Linked DNA regions of Homo sapiens: region 2 is linked to region 1. A link is a contact called in ENCODE Hi-C data. All regions are on one chromosome and are shown on one strand. The core of a region is the stretch at or near the end of the contact, and the rest is flanking DNA. Distances in the headings are between cores, read along the strand shown.

What was found. Hi-C counts contacts between places; a loop is a spot of excess contacts on that map. Pooled maps may share reads with other maps.
Region 2: a pooled map shows a loop between it and region 1 (5-fold over the local background). The contact joins the enhancer-like site here to the promoter of PITPNA in region 1. A Hi-C loop is called at or near these places in 7 of 50 pooled maps.

What each region holds. Positions count from the first base shown.
Region 1 is chr17:1,560,697-1,565,194 of GRCh38, reverse strand. PITPNA (phosphatidylinositol transfer protein alpha) reads left to right here and starts at 2,403. Exons shown (of 12, transcript NM_006224.4): 1 at 2,403-2,654. The coding sequence starts at 2,635. RefSeq lists silencers at 2,231-2,510, 2,581-2,630, 3,111-3,240 and enhancers at 2,083-2,582, 3,351-3,450, 4,365-4,498.
Region 2 is chr17:1,101,610-1,106,107 of GRCh38, reverse strand. All of the region lies in intron 2 of ABR (ABR activator of RhoGEF and GTPase), which reads left to right. Among named protein-coding and RNA genes, the nearest start is that of ABR, 76 kb to the left of the region's middle. Within about 2 kb of position 1,812, at least 7 of the 41 ENCODE cell types and tissues checked have a DNase peak (open chromatin) inside an H3K27ac peak, as active enhancers do.

The DNA of each region.
Region 1 (4,498 bases), core at 1,154-3,653:
GACACGATCTTGGCTCGCTGCAACCTCTGCCTCCTGAATTCAAGTGATCCTCCTGCATTCAAGTGATCCTCCTGCCTCAGCCTCCCGAGTAGCTGGGACTACAGGCGCGTGCCACCACACCCAGCTAATTTTTGTATTTTTAGTAGAGACAGGGTTTCACCATTTCAGCCAGGATGGTCTTGATCTCTTGACCTGATGATCCGCCCGCCTCAGCCTCCCAAAGTGGTAGGATTATAGGAGTGAGCCACCGCGCCCGGCTGTGCCACATTTTCTTTATCCAGTCTGTCATTGATGGGCATTTGGGTTGGTTCCAAGTCTTTGCTATTGTGAATAGTGGTCGGCTTGTTTTTTTGAGACAGAATCTTGCTCTGTCGCCCAGGCTGGAGTGCGGTGGCATGATCTCGGCTCACTGCAACCTCTGCCTCCAGGGCTCAAGCGATTCTCCTACCTCAGCCTCCCGAGTAACTGAGACGACAGGCACATGCCACCACACTGAGCTAATTTTTGTTTTAGTAGAGATGGGGTTTTACCATGTTGGCCAGGCTGGTCTTGAACTCCTGGCCTCAAGTGATTCGCCCGCCCCAGCCTCCCAAAGTGCTGGGAATCCAGGTGTGAGGCACTCAGCCTGGCCCCCACTCTAGGATCTGATAAGTGAGCACAGTGCTCAGGGCAGTCGCGGGCCGCCAGTCACATCCTGATAGCAACACGGCCAGCTGCTCCACCCTCCCTTCCCAAGTCCCTGTCTTAGGCAGCCCACTCCCATCTCCCCTGGATGCCCCTCTAGCGTCCTGCGCTGAGTGTGAGTCCAGCACTGGAGTCATTACCTGCCCCCATGCCAGCCTGTCTTGCCTGTGTTCTCAGAGAAGACAGTACCGTCCACCCCGGCTCCCAGGCCAGAGACCTCGCTGCTTTTCTCTCCTCCTCTCAGCCAATGAGTCAACAAGTCTCACGGAGTTTACCTTCTGAGTTGCTCCTGAATCCATCCCTTCCTTTTCTTCCCTCCCACTGTCCTAGTCCACCTGCACCTGGACATCTGCAGCAGCCTCCTCGCCGGTCTCCCTGCCTACGCTCTGGCATTCCATCCCCTCTGTCCACCCAACCACTAGAGTGAGCCTTCGCCCAGGACACCCGCTCATGTCACTGCTCAGAGCCCTTACATGCCCTCCCACCGCCCTTAGGGTGGACTCCAAATACCTTATCATCGTTCACCAGGAACCCTCCCCTATTGAGCTGCTCAGCCCTGAAATGTTCTGTTCCACTCACTTGTCAGTTCTCCAAATGCACCATGCTCTCCCTCTTGCCTCCAGCCTTTGCATTCACTCTGCCTGCTATGCTCTTCTCCGAAGCCCTCTGCAGATCTGAGAATCTCTTCCTCCAGGAAGCCTTCCCTGACTACATCCCTGACGCTCAATTAGGTGCCCCTCCGTGTAATGCCGCTAAGCCTGTGTCTCATTTCTCACAGCCCTTTTCATTCTTTTTTTTTTTTTTTTTTTTGATGCAGAGTCTCGCTCTGTCGCCCCAGCTGGAGTGCAATGGTGCGATCTCGGCTCACTGCAACCTCCGCCTCCAGGGTTCAAGCGATTCTCCTGCCTCATCCTCCCGAGCAGCTGGGACTACCACCACCACGTCCACCACCACGCCCGGCTAATTTTTGTACTTTTAGTAGAGATGGGGTTTCGCCATCTGGTCTGGAACTCCTGACCTCAGGTGATGCGCCCGCCTGAGTGCTGCATTACAGGCATGATGTGCCTGGGATTACTGCCAGGAGCCACCGCGCCCGGCCTCACAGCCCTTTTCTTTTCTTTTTTTTTTTTTTGAGACGAAGTTTCACTCTTGTCCCCCAGGCTGGAGTGCAATGGCGCGATCGCGATCTCGGCTCACTGCAAACTCTGCCTCCCGGTACAAGCGATTCTCCCGCCTCAGCCTCCCGTGTAGCTGGGATTACAGGTGCGTGCCTCCACGCCCAGCTAATTTTTGTATTTTTAGTAGAGACGGGGTTTCATCATGTTGGCCAGGCTGGTCTCGAACTCCTGACCTCAGGTGATCCGCCCGCCTCGGCCTCCCAAGGTGCAAGGATTACAGGCGTGGGCCACCGCGCGCGGCTATTAATATTTTTTGAAACAACCTTTTCCTGGGTCTCAATTCCCTCAACCGGGGAGGCCCCCCAGCCAGCACCCGCGTGCATCCGTGGCGGTTCACACCGAGGACGGTGACGGACACCCTAGTCTGCTCCGCCTTCTGCCGGGTCTGGCCCCAGCCGCGGGGCCCCACCTCGGAACCGACAGCGCCGCCGCGGCCCACTTAAGGACGGGAGGGCGGGCCTGGGAAGGCTCGGCCCCGCGTGACGTCAGCGCGCACCGCGGCGTGTGACGCTCTGGTTGCCGCAGAGACGCCCCGCCCCCGCGCGGCGCTGCGGAACCGGAGCTCCGGGCGGCGTCGGCAGCGGCGCGAGAGGCGACGAGGCCCGGGCGGCAGGAGCCGGCGCGGCGACCGCGGCGAGGGCGGCGGGGACGGAGCAGAGCACGACGAAGACGCACAGGCAGCCGGGCCGGGCCGGGCCACGGGGAGAGCGGCCGGCGGGCAGCGGGCGGGAGGCCGGGCGGGCCGCGGGCAGCCACCGAGCCGCGAAGCGACATGGTGCTGCTCAAGGAGTAGTGAGTGTCCGGCGGCCGTGCGGAAGCGGGGAGGAGGGAGGGTGGGGACGGCCGCCGGGGCGACGGCGCGGCGAGGGACGCAGGGCCCGGATGGACGGAGGGGCAGCAGGGACGGAGGGTGCCTGAGGCGGGCCCAGCGGGGATGGAGGGGATCCGGGGCGGGCGGCACGTGAGGCGGGGCCCACGGGGCACGGAGGGGCGGCCGGGGCGTGGAGGGGCGGCCGGGGCGTGGAGGGGCAGCCGGGGCGTTCGGCATCTGAGCCGGGGCCCACGGGGCATGGACGGGCAGCCGGGGCATGGAGGGGCCCACGGGCACGGAGGGACAACCCGGGCGGACGGCTCCTCAGGCGCCCCGGGGGCCTCGGAGGCCCAAGTGGACCCGAGGAGAGGCCGGGGACAGCGAGGGCGAGGCCAGGCCCGAGACGGGGTCAGGGCAGGGAGAGCTGGCCCGGGACTGGGGGAGGCCGAGGGGACGCCGAGCGCTGGGAGTGCTGTGGGGTCGCTCTGCGCGGGCCGAGGGCGCGGGCTCAGCCGGGACTGCAGGCGGCGCTGAGAGGCCCCGCGGCGGCCGAGGAAGAGGCGCACCGGGGCAGGCAGGGCCTCCCGGCGGTGGGGAAAGGTGGAGGGCCGAACAGTTCACACGGAGAGCCGGGTGGATGGGTCAGAGGCTCCGCGATGGAGTTGGGATGGGGATGGGGAGGAGTGGCCGCCTTAGGCATCGGGTGAGGGGTGGTGGTAAGTGGACACAGGAGGAGGACTAGGAAGTCAGGGCCTGGCTGGGGAGACAGGTGAAGGGTCTGAGGACATGCAGAGGGGGCTGAGATGCGGGCCGGAGTAACCGTGGTGCCCAAGCAGCTGGTGCGGAAGAGGAGGCTTTTGGAACAAGCTTGGGATGACTGCTTGGGACGTGGGGAGACTTGGGCGAGGAGGCCAGAAAATGTTGGGTAGGGTCCGAAGTGGAGAAGGCCGGGAAGTTACCGGGGTCGAGGCTGGTCCGGAAAGAGAGTATGTTGGGATGAGTATACCTGCCGTTGGAGATGGGGGAGACCAGGGCAGGGCCAGCTTGTTTCTAGGGGATTCTCAGTCTTGGTGCAAAGAGATGGGGAAATTCTTTGAGGAATTGAGGGGTCCATGGAGCCGTGAACTGAGGAGAGATGGTGGAAGGGGTGGGGAGCTCTTGAGTAGTGAAGAGGGGTGCGTGGGAAACTGGTGACTTCTGGAAGGAGTTGCAGGATGACGGGTTTGCTCCTGAAATCCAGGGGACTGGGGGACAGGTGGAGATGTTTGGTGTGCTAAATCTTTCAAGTACAAGATGAGCCATCGTTGAAGCTCAGGGTTCCAAGTAAGCATCACAGGACATTTTTCTCCCCAAAGAGGAGAGATAGGATGGGTGTGTGTGTGTGTGTGCGTGTGCGTGTGTGCACAGAATTTACAGTGAAACTGCTTTCCTGGAGGGAGGGCCAGAAGCCCCAGGAGTGGGAGATGGTCAAACAGAGAGCAACTTGTGAGGCAGCCAGGCAGGTGTGCAGAGAGCTCTTGCCACTTTGTCAGCGATCGCACTTTGACCATCCCCACCAGGCTGGCTCCTTGGAGGTGCTTAGGACATTTAGGACATAGAGTGGAGTTTGGGTAACAGAGGGAGCTGAGACCCACATGTCATCCCAGCTAAACACCTCATCTGAAGAGCATTATTTTGAGGCCTCATCCCCTCTGTTTCTTGACATCCAGTCTGATGTTAATTCAGCCAGGGCTCGGAGCTTTTCCTGGTGAGGAGGAAGAACTTTACGATGCCAACAGGAGAACGTGGTGCACTTTAGATTTTAATCTTCAGTGTCCAGACTGAC
Region 2 (4,498 bases), core at 563-3,062, 460 kb after region 1:
TTATTGATCTGTAAAACTGGTAATGCAAATAAAATACTGATAGCAGCGTCATGTTGCATTTGTAAAATGGCTTACACTTGCCAAAAATGTTTCATGCCATTCTATTTAAAGATAGGTAGGGTTGTGACGGGGGCGTTGTAGAAGGTGCTATTTTAAGGAACTTATTTGTCAGGAATAAAAACCCTTTTGTAATGCAGATTAACCCTTTAGGTATCATTCTGTGCCATTTTTTTTTTTCTTTTGAGACAGAGTCTCACTCTGTCACCCAGGCTGGAGTGCGATGGCACAATCATGGCTCTCTGTGGCCTCCACCTCCCAGACTCAATCAGTCCTCCCACCTCAGCCTCCCCCTCACTACAGGCACATGCCACCACGTTGGGCTAATTTTTATATTTTTGTAGAGACAGGGTTTCACCATGTTGCCCATGCTAGTCTGTAACTCCTGGGCTCAAGCAATCTGCCCCTCTTGGCCTCCCAAAGTGCTGGGATTACAGGAGTGAGCCACTGAGCCCAGCCCAATTCTGTGCCAGTTTTTAATGGATCATCTGAAACATCTCTATTTCTGTTTCACCTGCCCAGGTCTCTTGTGCCTGCACATCATGCCTGTATCCCCCATTTGGATGTTTTTCTAAGTGCGGGCCCCACGTGGTGATTTGAGAAATGATCGGTGGCACCTCGATCTATATTTTGCATTTTAATGGTTAAGTATATATTTTAATATATATTAGAAAAAATATGACCTGTACATTTTTCTTACGATTTCAAATACGTGTAGGGTAAGACTGCTTTTTACAAGTCAGTTCTTGGGCGCAGTGGCTCATGCCTGTAATCCCAGCACTTTGGGAGACTGGGCGCGGTGGATCATGAGGTCAGGAGTTCAAGACCAGCCTGGCCAACATGGTGAAACCCTGTCTCTACTAAAAACACAAAAAGTATCTGGGCGTGGTGGCGTGCACCTGTAATCCCAACTACTCAGGAGGCTGAAGCAGGAGAATCACTTGAACCCGGGAGATGGAGGTTGCAGTGAGCCAAGATCCTGCCACTGCACTCCAGCCTGGGTGACACAGTGAGACTCTGTCTCAAAAAAAAAAAAAAAAAAAAAAAGTTACTGTAAAGAACAATATTGAGTAAAGAATAGTGCAGGTGGTGGTATGTGAGTATGGCAAAATTTTAAGGGTGGGATATGAACAACCAAAGTTTCAAAACATTGCCTGTGCCCTATGGTGCCTGCCTAAGACCTCAGACAGCAATAGGGAGCCCAGAATACGGGGATCCACCCTTCAGGAGAGAGGGGCCACTGGAATTTGGTCTTTGTCCCCCAGCAGTTGACCCGTCTTCTCTGTTCTAAATTCTGCCAAGGAAGCAGCTGAAAGAGACTTCCTCAGCGCCTAGCGCTGGGAGAGGAGAGGGTCTCTCGATGCCTCTACACTGCCTCAGCTGTCCTGAGACTGAGATGGGCCAGTTGTCCTGAGGTTGATGCTTGGTGTGGGTATAAGCCCCAGGCACGGCCACCCCCACCCCCAGGCCCAGTGGCATCTACTCTGAGCAGATCCTGCTGGGTACTCCTGGCAGCCAGCTGTGGCCCGTGAACTGACTTCTACCGTCTGTGAAGCCTCAGACCCTCGCTGCATGCCCTATAGCCTTGAGTCGCAGCCAGAGAGCCAGCCCTGCTTGTTGTCTTGGAGGCCAGTGCTACTGGAGAGATTGTGTCTTTGCTTGGCCTGGAACCAGATGTTTGGAGGCTTTATTTAGCCTCTCAACTCTGTGGAGGACCAGGCCTGAGCTGGCCACGCCTTATCTCTAGACATTGTTCCTACCAGAGTGACCTGACGTCTTTGGTTTGGCGGCTTCAAGCTGCCACACTGTCAGCCTAGCAGATTGTGCAGGATGCTGAGGATAAACGAACCCACCAGGACTGCATTTCACAAGTTCTGGCTGGGAGGAAGTGAGGACAGGCAGCTTCCCGGTGCTGGAGACAGGTAGGCAGCGTGGCAGAGGCTGTGGGACCTGGAACTCTTTAGAGAACTCGCTCCGGAGCATTCTAGGCACGTGGGCACCTCTCCTTCACCTTCGTATTCCCAGTGCCTGGCTCCCGGTGGGAATGGGTGAGTGAGTGGTGAGCCTGGTTTTTGATGAGACAAGAGACGCCCTGCAAAGACTGAAGAAACAATGTGAATTTCCTCATGGCTCTAAACTGGGAATTGTGGAGTCTGAGGAAAGCTGGAAAAGATGGGAGATGGAACAGGCCTTCCTTTGGTGGTGACTGAGCAACGGGTCTCCTGTTAGCCAAGTGCACCGAGGCTAATTTCCCATCCGTACGCTCTCCAACGCCTTTGCTCCAATCTCAGCCAAAACTGCAGCGTGAACGGGGCCCAGAGCAGGACTCTTGGGGCTGACTGTTGCCTCTTGAGGGAGGGTCTTCCTGAGTTGTCTTCCCATCAGAACCAGCCTTTCAAGAGTGGACTATGAATGGAAGTCTTGAGGGGAGGATCTTGCAGAAATGGGCGATTACAGGGCTTCCAGGGTCTATGCTCGTGCCAGGGGGGATGAAGCTTGTTTGTGGCTGGGGCTGCAAATCCCTTTCTTCCCCCCATCCTAGTCCAACCAGCTCTACAGTTACAGCTCACGGTGTGGCATTTGCTAAACCCTCAGGCAAAACCTTGGTTGGCAGGGAACAGGAGGGAGTGCTAGCCCCCAGCACAGGGGATGAGTTCCCATTTGTCAAGGCTGGGAAGCAGCAGGAAGACCCCTGAGGGTCTGACCTGGAGGGGCTGGAGCTGGGGGCTGTTCCAGGCTCTGATCTTGTCCCCCGGGGCTACGTGTGCTGGAGGCTGTGCAGGCCTCTGGCAGTCCCGACTCTCGGTGCCTCAGGAAGATGATAACACCTGCCAGGTTTTGAGACTCCGGTGAATTGAACCACAAAGATAGCTAAGCTCAGTTCCTGGAATTTGTGAAGCCGCCAATAAGTAACTATTGCCCTTGCCTGAAGCGTGGGGTCTGTCTTGCTTTTCTAATGCTGCTGAAACAAATCGCCACAAACTTAAGGGCTTAAAACCACACAAATTTATTCTCTTATACAGAAATCTAAAAAGGATCTCGGCCCGGCTCCATGGCTCACACCTGTAATCCCAGCACTTTGGGAGGCCGAGGCGGGCGCATCACCTGAGGTCAGGAGTTTGAGACGAGCCTGGCCAACATGGTGAAACCCCATCTCTACTAAAAATACAAAAATTAGTGGGTGTGATGGTGGACGCCTGTAATCCCAGGTACTCGGGAGGCTGAGGCAGGAGAATCGCTTGAACCTGGGAGGCAGAGGTTGCAGTGAGCTGAGATCATGCCATTGCACTCCAGCCCTGGGCGACAGAGGGAGACTTTGTCTCAATAAGTAAATACATAAATAAATAGATTAATTAAAATAAAAAGGATCTCCAGGGCTGCATTGCTTCTGGAAGCTCTAGGGCAAGCTTTTCCAGCCTGCGGCCATACGGCCCAGGACTGCTTTGAATGTGGCCCGACACAAATTTGTAAACTCTTAAAACATTATATATTTTTCTTTTAGTTCATCTGCTGTCGTTAGTGTTATTGTATTTTATGTGTGGCCCAAGACAGTCGTCTTCTTCCAGTGTGGCTCAGGGGAGCCAAAAGATCGGAAGCCCCTGCTCTAGGGGAGTGAGTTCATTTTATTGCCATTTCCAGCTTCCAAAGGCTCTCTGCATTCCTTAGCTCGTGGCCCCATCCTCTGTCTTCAAACCTACCAGTGTAGCATCTTCCAAGCAGTCCCTCACCACTACCCTGTCTCCCCGGCCCTCTCACTCCCCTTCTGTGGCCACGATGCCTCAGGGAAAGATGGCATTTTAGGCAGCAGGTAAAGAACGAACCGAAAGCTAGAGACCTTTGAAGATGAGGAGGCTGGTTCTCCTGCGTGTGGGGGAGACTGAGCGATGTCCTGGCTGTGGGAAAGACTGGAAGGGTAGGGACGGGCATCCGGGCCACTGCAGGTGGCTCATAAAGGATATGGTGGGCCCCATGTCCCAGTCTAGGGCCGAATCTTTACTTGTTTTTTAAATGTCTTTCCGGCAGGGTGCGGTGGCTCACACCTGTAATCCCAGCACTTTGGGAGGCCAAGGCGGGCGGATCACGAGGTCAGGAGATCGAGACCATCCTGGCTAACACGGTGAAATCCCGGCTCTACTAAAAATACAAAAAGTTAGCTGGGCGTGGTGGCGGGAGCCTGTAGTCCCAGCTACTCGGGAGGCTGAGGCAGGAGAATGGCGTGAACCCGGGAGGCGGAGCTTGCAGTGAGCCGAGATCGCGCCACTGCACTCTAGCCTGGGCGACAGAGCGAGACTCCGTCTCTAAAAAAAAAAAAAAAAGAAAAAATAAATGTCTTTCCCACTAGAGTCTAAGCCACTTGAGAACAGGGGCCACTGTCTGTTTCCCATGGTATCTATAGGGCCTGGTGGACATTCAGTAAATATTTATTGAATGAATAAATAAA